Regions from separate parts of the Homo sapiens genome. Here region 1 is linked to region 2. A link is a loop called in an ENCODE intact Hi-C map of the cell type or tissue named here. Cell type or tissue: mammary epithelial cell. All regions are shown on one strand. Each heading gives the region's core, and the rest is flanking DNA. Links, peaks and the distances in the headings are about the cores only. Region 1 has its middle 41 kb from the start of TMEM181. Region 2 overlaps TMEM181 (transmembrane protein 181).

Evidence for each region. Peaks named below come from ENCODE experiments on the same cell type or tissue, not always from the same donor. Only the 100,000 strongest peaks of a DNase experiment are listed, where the experiment ranks them.
Region 1: a loop joins it to region 2, with 6 times the contacts of the local background. A loop is called at or near these places in 7 of 110 quality-filtered maps.

Annotation. Positions count from the first base shown.
Region 1 is chr6:158,516,018-158,521,391 of GRCh38, reverse strand. It overlaps the pseudogene CACYBPP3. Among named protein-coding and RNA genes, the nearest start is that of TMEM181, 41 kb to the left of the region's middle. In mammary epithelial cell, for the core only: a CTCF peak has its summit at 2,659 (motif pointing right); DNase peaks (open chromatin) are centred at 2,721 and 3,021; H3K4me3 peaks cover 397 bases; H3K27ac peaks cover 506 bases.
Region 2 is chr6:158,602,064-158,607,437 of GRCh38, reverse strand. TMEM181 (transmembrane protein 181) reads right to left here. Exons shown (of 17, transcript NM_001376852.1): 7 at 2,091-2,171; 8 at 95-194. Among named protein-coding and RNA genes, the nearest start is that of MIR7161, 5.0 kb to the left of the region's middle. In mammary epithelial cell, for the core only: a CTCF peak has its summit at 1,967; a DNase peak (open chromatin) is centred at 1,987.

The sequences.
Region 1 (5,374 bases), core at 70-5,069, 86 kb after region 2:
GACACCATGCCAGGCTAATTTTCATATTTTTTTGTAGAGATGGGGTTTCGCCATGATGCCCAGGCTGGTCTTGAACTCCTGGGCTCAAGTGATAGGTCCACCTTGGCCTCCCAAAGTGGTGGGCTGACAGGTGTGAGCTGCTGTACCCGGCCTATGCCAGGCATTTCTTTCTTTCTTTCTTTCTTTTGAGACGGAGTCTTGCTCTGTCACCCAGGCTGGAGTGCAGTGGCGCAATCTCTGTTCACTGCAACCTCCGCCTTCTGAGTTCAAGTGATTATCCTGCCTCAGCCTCCTGAGTAGCTGGGATTACAGGCGTGTGCCATCACTCTCGGCTAATTTTTATATTTTTAGTAGAAATGGGGTTTCACCATGTTGGCCAGGCTGTCAGGGTCTTACTCTGTCACCCATGCTGGAGTGCAGTGGTGTGATCACTTCAGTGAGATGGCCTGTATTTCCTTTGTGATTGGTCCTTGTCTTGTTTGGGTGTCAGTGTCATATTGATATGTTATTTTGAATATTATAACACTTTGCCCTTATAGTGAGGGAGAAGTGTTTCCTCTTTTTAATTTTCTGAAAGTGTTTGTATAAGAGTAGAGGAACAAGTTCCTTGAAAGTTGATGGTACTAATAAGTAAAACCATTTGGCTTGAAATTTTCTTTGCAGGAAGATTTTCTACTGATGACTACATTTCCAAGTTTTCAAATCTACAGCATACAATTGTGCATAGTCTTCTTATTTTCTTTCTCTTAAAAAGATCTCTCTCTGAAGTTAGATTCCACTTCTATTCCTCATATCATACTTTTGTGCTTTCTTTTTTTCTTCCTACATCATGCCAGATATTTGTCAAATCAATCTTTTCCAAGAACTAACTTTGACATCATGGACCCTCTTGAATGTATTTTCGTTTTTTATGTTCATTAAATTTGATCTGGCCAGTTGTGCTGGCTCATGCCCATAATCCCAGCACTTTGGGAGGCTAAGGTGGGTGGATTGCTTGAGCTCAGGAGTTCAAGACCAGCCTGGGCAACATAAGAGACCCTGTCTCTACAGAAAAATACAAAAATTAGCTGGGCATGGTGGTGCATACCTATAGTACCAGCTATTTGGGAGGCTAAGGTGGGAGGATCTCTTGAGCCCAGGAGGTTGGTCAAGGCTGCAGTAAGCTGTGATCACACCACTGCACTCCAGCATGGGTGACAGAGTGAGACCCTGTCTCAAAAACAAAACAAAACAAAACAAAAAACACAGGTTTTTTAATCTTAAAAATCAGCCTAGTTGCTGAATGGAGAGTGGCCTGGGGGAAGAGGGAGCTAGAAGTCCGCAGGAGGCTGCTGAAGAGGCAGAAGTGAGAGTGAGTGCTGGCCCAGGTCAGGCAGCAGAGGGAGAGGAGGAGCTCTTGCAGGAGAAGTGGCTGGGACTTGGTAGTGGCTACTGTGGAACAGGAGGAAGGAGAGCGAGGGGTCCAGGGCAGCTCCCTGTCATCTGGAACAGCTGCGCACCCTTCCGCAGGGGCCCCAGAACACCACACACTGGGTGGAGAGGATGAGTTGGTCTGGGAGACAGGGACTCAGCAGTCTTGGAGGTAGAGAACCAGCTGGGACCATACCCTCTGCAGGGCAGGGCTGTTGTCCACTCTGCGTAGCTACCCATCTCCTCCAGGCATCGCAGTGATTGGCATGCATTAGACACTCCATAAATATTTGCTGATTAATGAAAGAACCACCAAAAAAAATCTGTGTCCTGAAATCTCTAGCTGAGTGCCTCAGCCTGCCTAGACTCAGCAATGCTGTGTAGCCCTCCAATCAGAGTCTGGGCTTATGCTGCCCCCCAGCACACACCACACACAGCCGGGAGGTGCTGCAGGCGGCTCTCCCTGCCTCGTGACAGCTGAGGGTGACATTTCCAGGAATCTTGAGAGCCAATTTTTAAATACAGTCATTATATAAAATTAAATTGCTACTTAAGGCACATCTCTTTCCAACTCCTCCTTCAGTGAGTCTGGTGGGAATATTTATACCATGGAAATCAGCAAAAGCCACAAATCAGGGTTGATTTCATTTCATTGTTTTAGTCTAGGCTCTAGACTTAAGAATGTGATGAAGGCAGTGTTCATAATGCAATTTAAATTAAAAATGTGTCATATCTGCACCATCACATTGTAAACAGCACAAAAGAATCGAGATCTGATCTTCAAAAACTATTATCCCATTTAGCAAAGAAATGGCTTATGTCATTAATGTATGAGTAAAGTTCTAACATATGTTTATGGTGTTTCACTGAAGACACATTTTCGTTGTTTCACTTTTGTCTTGCTCAAAAATGTAAATGAAAATAACCAACATTCATGTTGAGGCTACATTTGTTTACCAATTACAATCTTAGGTTGGCTGCAAGACAAACATTTGGCAAAAATCAACAAAAGCATTAGCTATTAAGTCTGGCTATATGGAGTTATAAGAAAAATATTGTGTATTTTGTTATTGTAATTGTGTACTACACATCCTATATAGCAATACAATTTATAATGCTCATGTAAGGTATATTTATTCATTCCAAGTTTGTGTGTTTCTGGAGAGCTGGTTGTTAGCTATTTACCAACACACCACTCCACTTGTTTGCCAATTTATAACCTTCAGCTGAAAGTATTGTTCTCCTGAAGAGGGCACCAGAGGGGACGGAGCCCAAACAACAGAGAGCACTGCACGGGGAATTGGGGAGATGCTGTTTACCCAGCAGCAAGGACCTGGCAGGCTGGATAGTTTCAGTGTGAACACGAAGAAGGCTGAGTGCTGATCAGGGTGCCGTTTACATTTTATACTCACCACCTTCTATTGCGAGGCTCACTGGCACTGGTTTTGTTTATTTCCATAAACATACAATAAAATGATCCTCCAGATCATCTTCGGGAACCTGGACAAAGTCTGGACAAAATGAACCCATCTTCGGAGTATCATCTCCCTCATGGGAAGGTGACTGCAAAGGAGAAAGGAAGTTAAAAGCAAAGGTCGGGGCAGGCGCAGCCGCGCAGCCTCACCCGGGCTCGTCTGTGACTCATTTCCCTGGAGGGGAGGCTTCTATCTGAGGTGCTGGCTTCTGCTCCCTGGGGAGCCGGCGCTTGTTCTCTGTGGTTCAGGATGCTTCAAGGAGCGATTCTCAAAGAGGGGCTGCGGCCTCATGGCTCTGAGATTTGCTCCTGACTCTTTTTCAACACACACTGCCTGGATGAGAGGAAAGTCACTTACGATTTTCTATCTGAGATTTCCCCATCTTTTAACTGGGACCAAACCTTTGCAGGGGAGGAAACATTTCTTTTCCTCATCCATCACTAGGGTCATGACCAGGGCCCCCATTAACAAGAGAAAACCATACAAATTTTATTTAATACAGCCATGCACCTCATAAAGATGCTTCAGTCAACAACAGACTGAATATGCAATGGTGATCCCGTATGACTATAACACTGGATTTTAGTTGTCCCTTTTCTATGTTTAGATACAAAAATACCTCCCATTGTGTTTCAGTTGCCTGCAGTGTTCAACACAGTGACATGCTGTGCGGGTTTGCAGTCCGGAAGCAATCAGCGGCCCCACAGAGACCAAGTGTGCCGCAGGTCATGCCTCTAGGTCTGTGTAAGTGCACTCTGTGAGGTTCCCACAGTGACAAAACAGCCTAGTGACACATTTCTCAGGACATCTCTCATTGTTAAGTGATGCAAGTTTTACATGACATGGGAACCTTCAGAAATGAGGACCCAAAGACACAGACACCTGTTTTTTTGTTTGTCTGTTTTGAGATGGAGTCTCACTCTGTTGCCCAGGCTGGAGTGCAGTGGGACGATCTCAGCTCACTGCAACCTCTGCCTCCCGGGTTCCAGCGATTCTCCTGCCTCAGCCTCCTGAGTAGCTGGGATTACAGCTAATTTTTGTATTTTTAGTAGAGATGGGGTTTCACCATGTTGGCCAGGCTGGTGTCAAACTCCTGACCTCAAGTGATCCGCCCACCTCGGCCTCCCAAAGTGCTGGGATTTCAGGCGTGAGCCACTGTGTCTGGCCGACACCTGTGTATTTTTACGCTGCTAAGTCTGATGAAGAAGTCGACAGGTGTGAGGGACAGTGGGACAAAGGGGTGTGATCCCTTGGGAATAAGCTGGGGGACTCCGCAGTGCCCGTTTGTGCAGGTTCTTCTCTGTACCCCTGTGTCTTCAGAGATGGAGACATTCCTCTCCTCTGGGGGCAGGGAGGGCACCTGTGGAACAAGGGTCTTGGGCCTGCTGCAGGGGCCAGGGGATGTGGGGAAGGTGAGAGTGAACTTCCTGCTTCTGCTGTTTTCTCAAATGCCAAGGTGCCACATTCTGGGGTGTGTGTCCTGAACCCCGTCACCTTCCCTGAGAAGGGCTTGTGGGGTCTTCCTGCTGTCAGAACAAGCTATACTGTGGTTTGCGAACCTGCTGTTACATGGAGTTGGCTCTGGGTGTCATCTTTACCTTTGCCTTATTTTTGGAGACTACAGATATCCAAATGGAAAGAAAGGAAAGCCATCCGTTCTTGCCATTTAGTTGAGAGAAAACCTTGGCTAATGAGATGATGTTCAGCTGTGTCTCTACAGGTACTGAGGATTTTTTAAAAAGTACCAGGCTCGGGCCGGGCGTGGTGGCTCACGCTTGTAATCCCAGCACTTTGGGAGGCCGAAGCGGGCGTACCATGAGGTCAGGAGTTCGAAATCAGCCTGACCAACATGGTGAAACCCCGTCTCTACTAAAAATACAAAAATTAGCCGAGAGTGGTGGCTTATGCCTGTTGTCCCAGCTACTCGGGAGGCTGAGGCAGGAGAATCACTTGAACCCGGGAGGCGGAGGTTGCAATGAGCCGAGATCGGGCCATTGCACTCCAGCCTGGCGACAGAGCAAGACTCCGTCTCCATTCAAAAGTCCCTCGGAGCGCTCGTGCTGCGTGGCGGCGGCCGGGATCGCGCTTACAGCGGGTGCGCGCAGGGCGGGTGCACGCTCAGGACAGGTGCGCGCGCAGGCTGAGGACCCTTGCACTTAGCCCGCAGCCGCGGGGCCTGCGCTCAGGTCGAGCGCGCTGGCTTCCTGGAGAGTTTCCTTTCGTGTTCCCTCCCCTGAGCGGCTGCCGCTGGCGCCTTTGGCCTGACCCAGGCCGGCCATGGCCTCAGCTTGGAAGAGCTATAGAAAGATCCAGAAGAGGTAAAAGGTGTTGCTGGAAAAGGCAACTAGGAAAACGGTGCGTGATGCCCTTCCAGCTGAAAAATCCAAGACTGAGACAGAAATGAACAGGATGCGGCAGAAATCACAGAGGAAAGCAGAACTCCTTGACAGCGAAAAGCCAGCTGCGGTGTTTGCTCCCATTGCAGGGGA
Region 2 (5,374 bases), core at 54-5,053:
TCAAAGTGCTGGGATGACAGGCACAACCCTGCACCTGGCCTCCAGCTTTACATTTTAAAGGGAAAAGTTCCTAAGTAAAAATGGAACTACCCACCATTGTAAAGTAGCAGCAGAGGCAGGAGAACAGACATCCACTTCTGCTCGATGCCCCAGTCTCTCATGGAAAATTTCCGGAGGGAATGCGCAAACAGGCACTGCAAACCAAATCAGGCCTCCAGTTACTGCCTTTGCTCACACCTTGCCTGCAGCCTTTGCTCACACCTTGCCGGCATACCAGGTTGTCTTCTCTAATCAATGGTCTAGGTGCCCCACTAAGAGTCGCTGCCTTAAGCCCTGGCTGAATTGCCTACTGTGTCCTGGAGGCCATCAGTGACAACCAAGACAAGGTTGTTACTTTCTGCAGAGAAGCCACAGCTAAGACAGGTTCCGAGCTGTCCTCACAGGAGCAGGAAAGGAGAAGGAACGTAATCCCTGCAAAAGGAAAGAGGACCCACCCTCTCACCACCACGGCGAGGAAAACAAGGCCCACTTCCACTGGGCCTGCTCCAGAGAGCCAGCACTCAGACGAACCCACCCAGGACACAGGCCACATCTGTGGGTGTGACAGGAGCCTCATGTTCCCGGCAGCGCAACTGCTACAGATGGCAGCAGCTTCCAAGATGGTGCCAGGGCTTGCCCATGAAAAGCCAAGAGAATGTAGGAGTCTTGTAACAAAGGTCAGAGGATGCGTTTCTTTTCAAACACCTCCCTGAAGAAGGTGTGTTAGGCCCATGGAATAAGTTTCTTTAAACTGCTTTAAAACATTATATAACATAATTTTTAGGCCAGGGTTTTGTTGTTGATTGTTTTCGTATAATCTGATATAAGCCAACAGTTTTCTAGGCAATGTGGGTTTCCTTGCCTAGGGACCATCTTCCCTCTTTTTAAGAACATACTTGGGGCCCTGAGTAATAAATAGCTCTTTGGACTCCAGAGTGTGGCAGGAGAATCTCAGGGCATCAGAGAGCCTTTGAGAAGAAGCAAGTGTTTCTGGCTGCCCAGACACAAATAACAGCTTTCTACTTTCATTTATGAAGCTCACTGCGGGAGCCCTGAGATCCTGGAGGCCCTGGGCTGGGCGTAAGCACCACAACCTGCAGCTCCCTGTGGCTCTAGCGCCCACGCCCTTCCCTCCAGCTCCCTGTGGCTCTAGCGCCCACGCCCTTCCCTCCAGCTCCCTGTGGCTCTAGCGCCCACGCCCCTCCCTCCAGCTCCCTGTGGCTCTAGCGCCCACGCCCTTCCCTCCAGCTCCCTGTGGCTCTAGCGCCCACGCCCTTCGCTCCAGCAGAGCACCCCCTCACATGTGCACGCGCCTGTGTCCTTCCATGCACAGTTACTCTGAAAAATACCAAGTGTTCCTGGGTGGACACATTTCCTAAATGTCACCTCCCCACCATCCCGCACAAGGACAAGCAGCTGATGCAGGCAGAACGCCACACTTCGGGCGGCAACAGATCACTAAATGAAGCACACTTTCCCTTCCTCCAATTTACCAATTCTTATCTTTGCAGACTGGGGCTCTGGGGGGGCTCCCTTGGGCTTCTCAGGGTAAGCATTTCCCCCAAAGTCATGTGGGTTTGTGGACACAAACCTCAGATCCCAAACGAGCCCAATGCCTGCATTTCCAAAACACTTCTCTTTGGCCTTATTCCTGAAAATGCCCAAAAACGCAAAGGACTGGCACAACTATAAAAATATAAAATATAAAAACCCAAGAGCATGCTGCATCTGCACTCAGAGAAGCTCATTCAAGTAAGGCAGCTTCCTTCCACACAGGTGAAATGGCACTTTTCACCGCACATGATCAACATTTACTTAAAAGTCACGGACGTGCACTCTACAGAAATCCTGAATACATGATACCACATCATTTTTTCTTGCACGGCAGCATCTCGGCAGACACACAGAGTTGTAATATCAGCACAGCCCACTGGATGGAGCATCTGAGTTCAGATCAATCTCCATGTGGCTTGCACCGAAGATCCTAACTGCATAAACCAGCTTCTTCCTGGCTGGGATCTGCTGCGGTCCATCAGGCGAATGGTACTCACAGTGACGATGAAGGTGAGCACCACAAAGAAAAACCGGAACCAGATTTCCAACCGGGAGAAGGCAGGGTTATAAGTCTTCCACTAAAATAGAAAGTGGAGAAAACAATTTGAAAAAAATATATATGCATCTAAGAGAAAATACACCAGATTACTAATAGTTATCTCTAGATGAGACAATATATACACATACACACACACACACACACACACACACACTTTTTTTTTTTTTTTTTGGATATGGAGTCTCGCTCTATCGCCCAGGCCGGAGTGAAGTGGCGCAATCTTCGCTCACTGCAACCTCCGCCTCCCAGGTTCAATCACTTCTCCTACCTCAGCCTCCTGAGTAGCTGGGATTACAGGTGCCTGCCACCATGCAGGTTAAAATTTTGGAACATCCTACATGTTCCAAAATTTTAACATTTAGTACAGTTTACTTTTTTATCAAAGGACACAGACATAAAAAAATCTTAATTACCAAGAGCGAAAAATAATTTCAAATGTTGTTACATGGATAAATCCGACAAATTATTTTATAATCATAAAAGCATTCGGATCTTATATCTCACATCAAAAATCAAGCTTGTCAATCTCTTTATTAGAAATAGTCATACTTTCCATCAAAAGAAAGTTTTAAAAGATGTAAAAGTGCAACTAGAATGTTGTTACAAAGTTTAAGTAAAACCTTTAAGTATGAATGTGAAAGCAGAAGAGTGAGCTGCAGTTGAAGGAGTCCGTTCTCATGCTGACTGGACAGTCCCACGTGTGCCAAGTGTGCACTGATGGAGCCGAGGACAGGGGCACTGCTGCTGACAGCAGAGCAGAGGCTAGCCACCACCAACCTAAGCACGAGCCAGGTCCATAACCAGACCCCAGAACACTGTGCTCACAGGGCCAGAGAGCCCCATCATTCTGATGCATTGAATTAAAGTCATCTGAGCAATTTAAAAAATCCACTTCAGTACAAATAGAGTTACAGATTTACCTAAAACATCACGCACACACACACACACACGCATGCACGCATGCACAAGGATGATTTAAGACACTGGACCTGAGGAAGCAATGAAGGGTAGTAACCTCTGACTGATGGGAAACAACAAGGGGTGCCCCTGGTGGCCCCACATCATGGAGGGGAACCCAGGCAGAGCCACGGCTGGGAGTCCAGGGAGACAGGGCTGGCCCGAATCCACAGGACAGAGTGCTGGAAAGGAGAGCTGTACAGAGAGAGAACGAACCTCCCAAAAAGCCAGTGCCTGGCACCCACAAGACAGAGAAGAAACTCACCATCAAAGGGCATTGGGTAGCATATGCTGAATGCTTTTGCCTCAGCGTTAGGAAAAAATAAGCCTCAAGACTTCATGCTGCTTTGGCCCCACCTAGCAATGTTGAAAAGCAAGGCCAGAAAAGATCAAACCATTTCCAAGGAAATTAACAACGTCCCAGAACAAAGCTCAGGGATATTTATAAGATATAAAACCTAGCAATCAATAATGTCTGGCATTGAACCAAAAGTACCAGACACACCAAAAAGCAGGAAAATACAAACCATATGAGGAAAAAAACAACGAATCAAAACTGGCCCAGAAATCACAGATGACAAAATTAGCAGATAAGGAAATAAAGCAGCTAGATGAAAGATTTTTGTGTTAAATAAAGACTTGGAAGATGATCAACAGATTAGACACGACAGAGATTGGTAAATGTGAAGGCACAGCAATAGAAGCTATCTAAAATAAAACTAAAAAAAAAAAAAAAAAAACCTGAAAAAAAATCAACATAGCATCGGGAAGCTTTGGACAACTTCAAGTGGCCTAATACAGGGGTCCCCAGGCCACAGACCAATACTGGCCACGTGGCCTGTCAGCAACCGGGCCATACAGCAGCAGATGAGCAGTGGGCCAGCGAGCATTACCGCCTGAGCTCTTCAGGTCGGCCAGGGCATTAGATTCTCACAGAAGCACGAACCTGCTGTCAACTGTGCAGGCGAGGGATCTAGGCTGCACGCTCCTTACGAGAATCTAATGATAAATGAAATGCCCTTGAGTCGTCCCCAAATCATCCCCAACCAACCCTGGTCCATGGAAAAATTGTCTTCCACAAAACCAGTCCCCGATGCCAAAAAGGCTGGGGACCACTGGCCTACTGGCCTAATTTGGGGTTCCTGAATTTGGGAGGTCAGGGGACCAGAAGGACAAAAAAAGTATTTGAAGAGATAATGGCCAAAATGTTTCCGATTTGATGAAAACTATCAACTCACAAATCCAAGAAGCTCAATGGCCAAGCACAAGAAACGAGGAAAAGTACAAGAAGCACCGTGAGAGAAAAATCTTAAAAGGGGGTGGGGAGAGGGAAGAACATTATTACATTAGACGAAGATAAGGACAAAGATAAGGTGGACATCAGATTTCTTGTCAGAAAAATGCAAGCCGGAAGACAGTGACCAACATTTTCAAAGTATGTAAATTAGGCCAGGTGCAGTGGCTCACACCTGTAATCCCAACACTTTGGGAGGCTGAGGTGGGAGGCTAGTTTGAGGCCAGGAGTTTGAGGTGAGCCTGGTCAACAGAGCAAGATCCTGTCTCTACAAAAATAAAAAATAAAAAAATTAGCCAGCATGGTGGCGTGCGCCTGTATTCACAGCTACTCAGGAGGCCAGGGTCAGTGAGCCATGATCATCTCACTGCACTCTAGCCTAGGCGACAGAGCAAGGTCCCATCTCAAAAAAAAAAAAGTACATAAATTAAAACTGCAATGTAAAACCATTAAATACCATTATACACCGATTAGAACAGCCAAAATTCAAAAGACTGACCGTACCGAGCATTGACGGGATATGAAGTAACTGAAACCCTCACACGCTACTGGTGTAACATAAAGTAACACAACCACTCTGCAGAACAGTTTGTGAGTTTCTTAACCACATGGCCCAACCATTCCATTTCTAGCATTTATCCAAGAGAAATGAAAGCATATGTCCACACAAAGCTTTATACACAGATGTTCATCGCTGCTTTCTTTGTGACAGCCCCAAACTGGAAGTAATTCAAATGTCCATCAACAGGTGAATGAATAAACAATTTCTGTTACATTTATACTAGAATATCACTATGGACACACTCATCATCGATCAAGCTCAAAATAATTATGCTACGTGAAACAATTCATATTGGAGAAGTACATATTGTATAATTCCAGTTACATAAAATTCTCAAAAAAATGCAAATAACAGATCAGTGACTTCCCAGGGATGGGAAAGGACAGGAGGAAGGGGCACAAGAAGATGT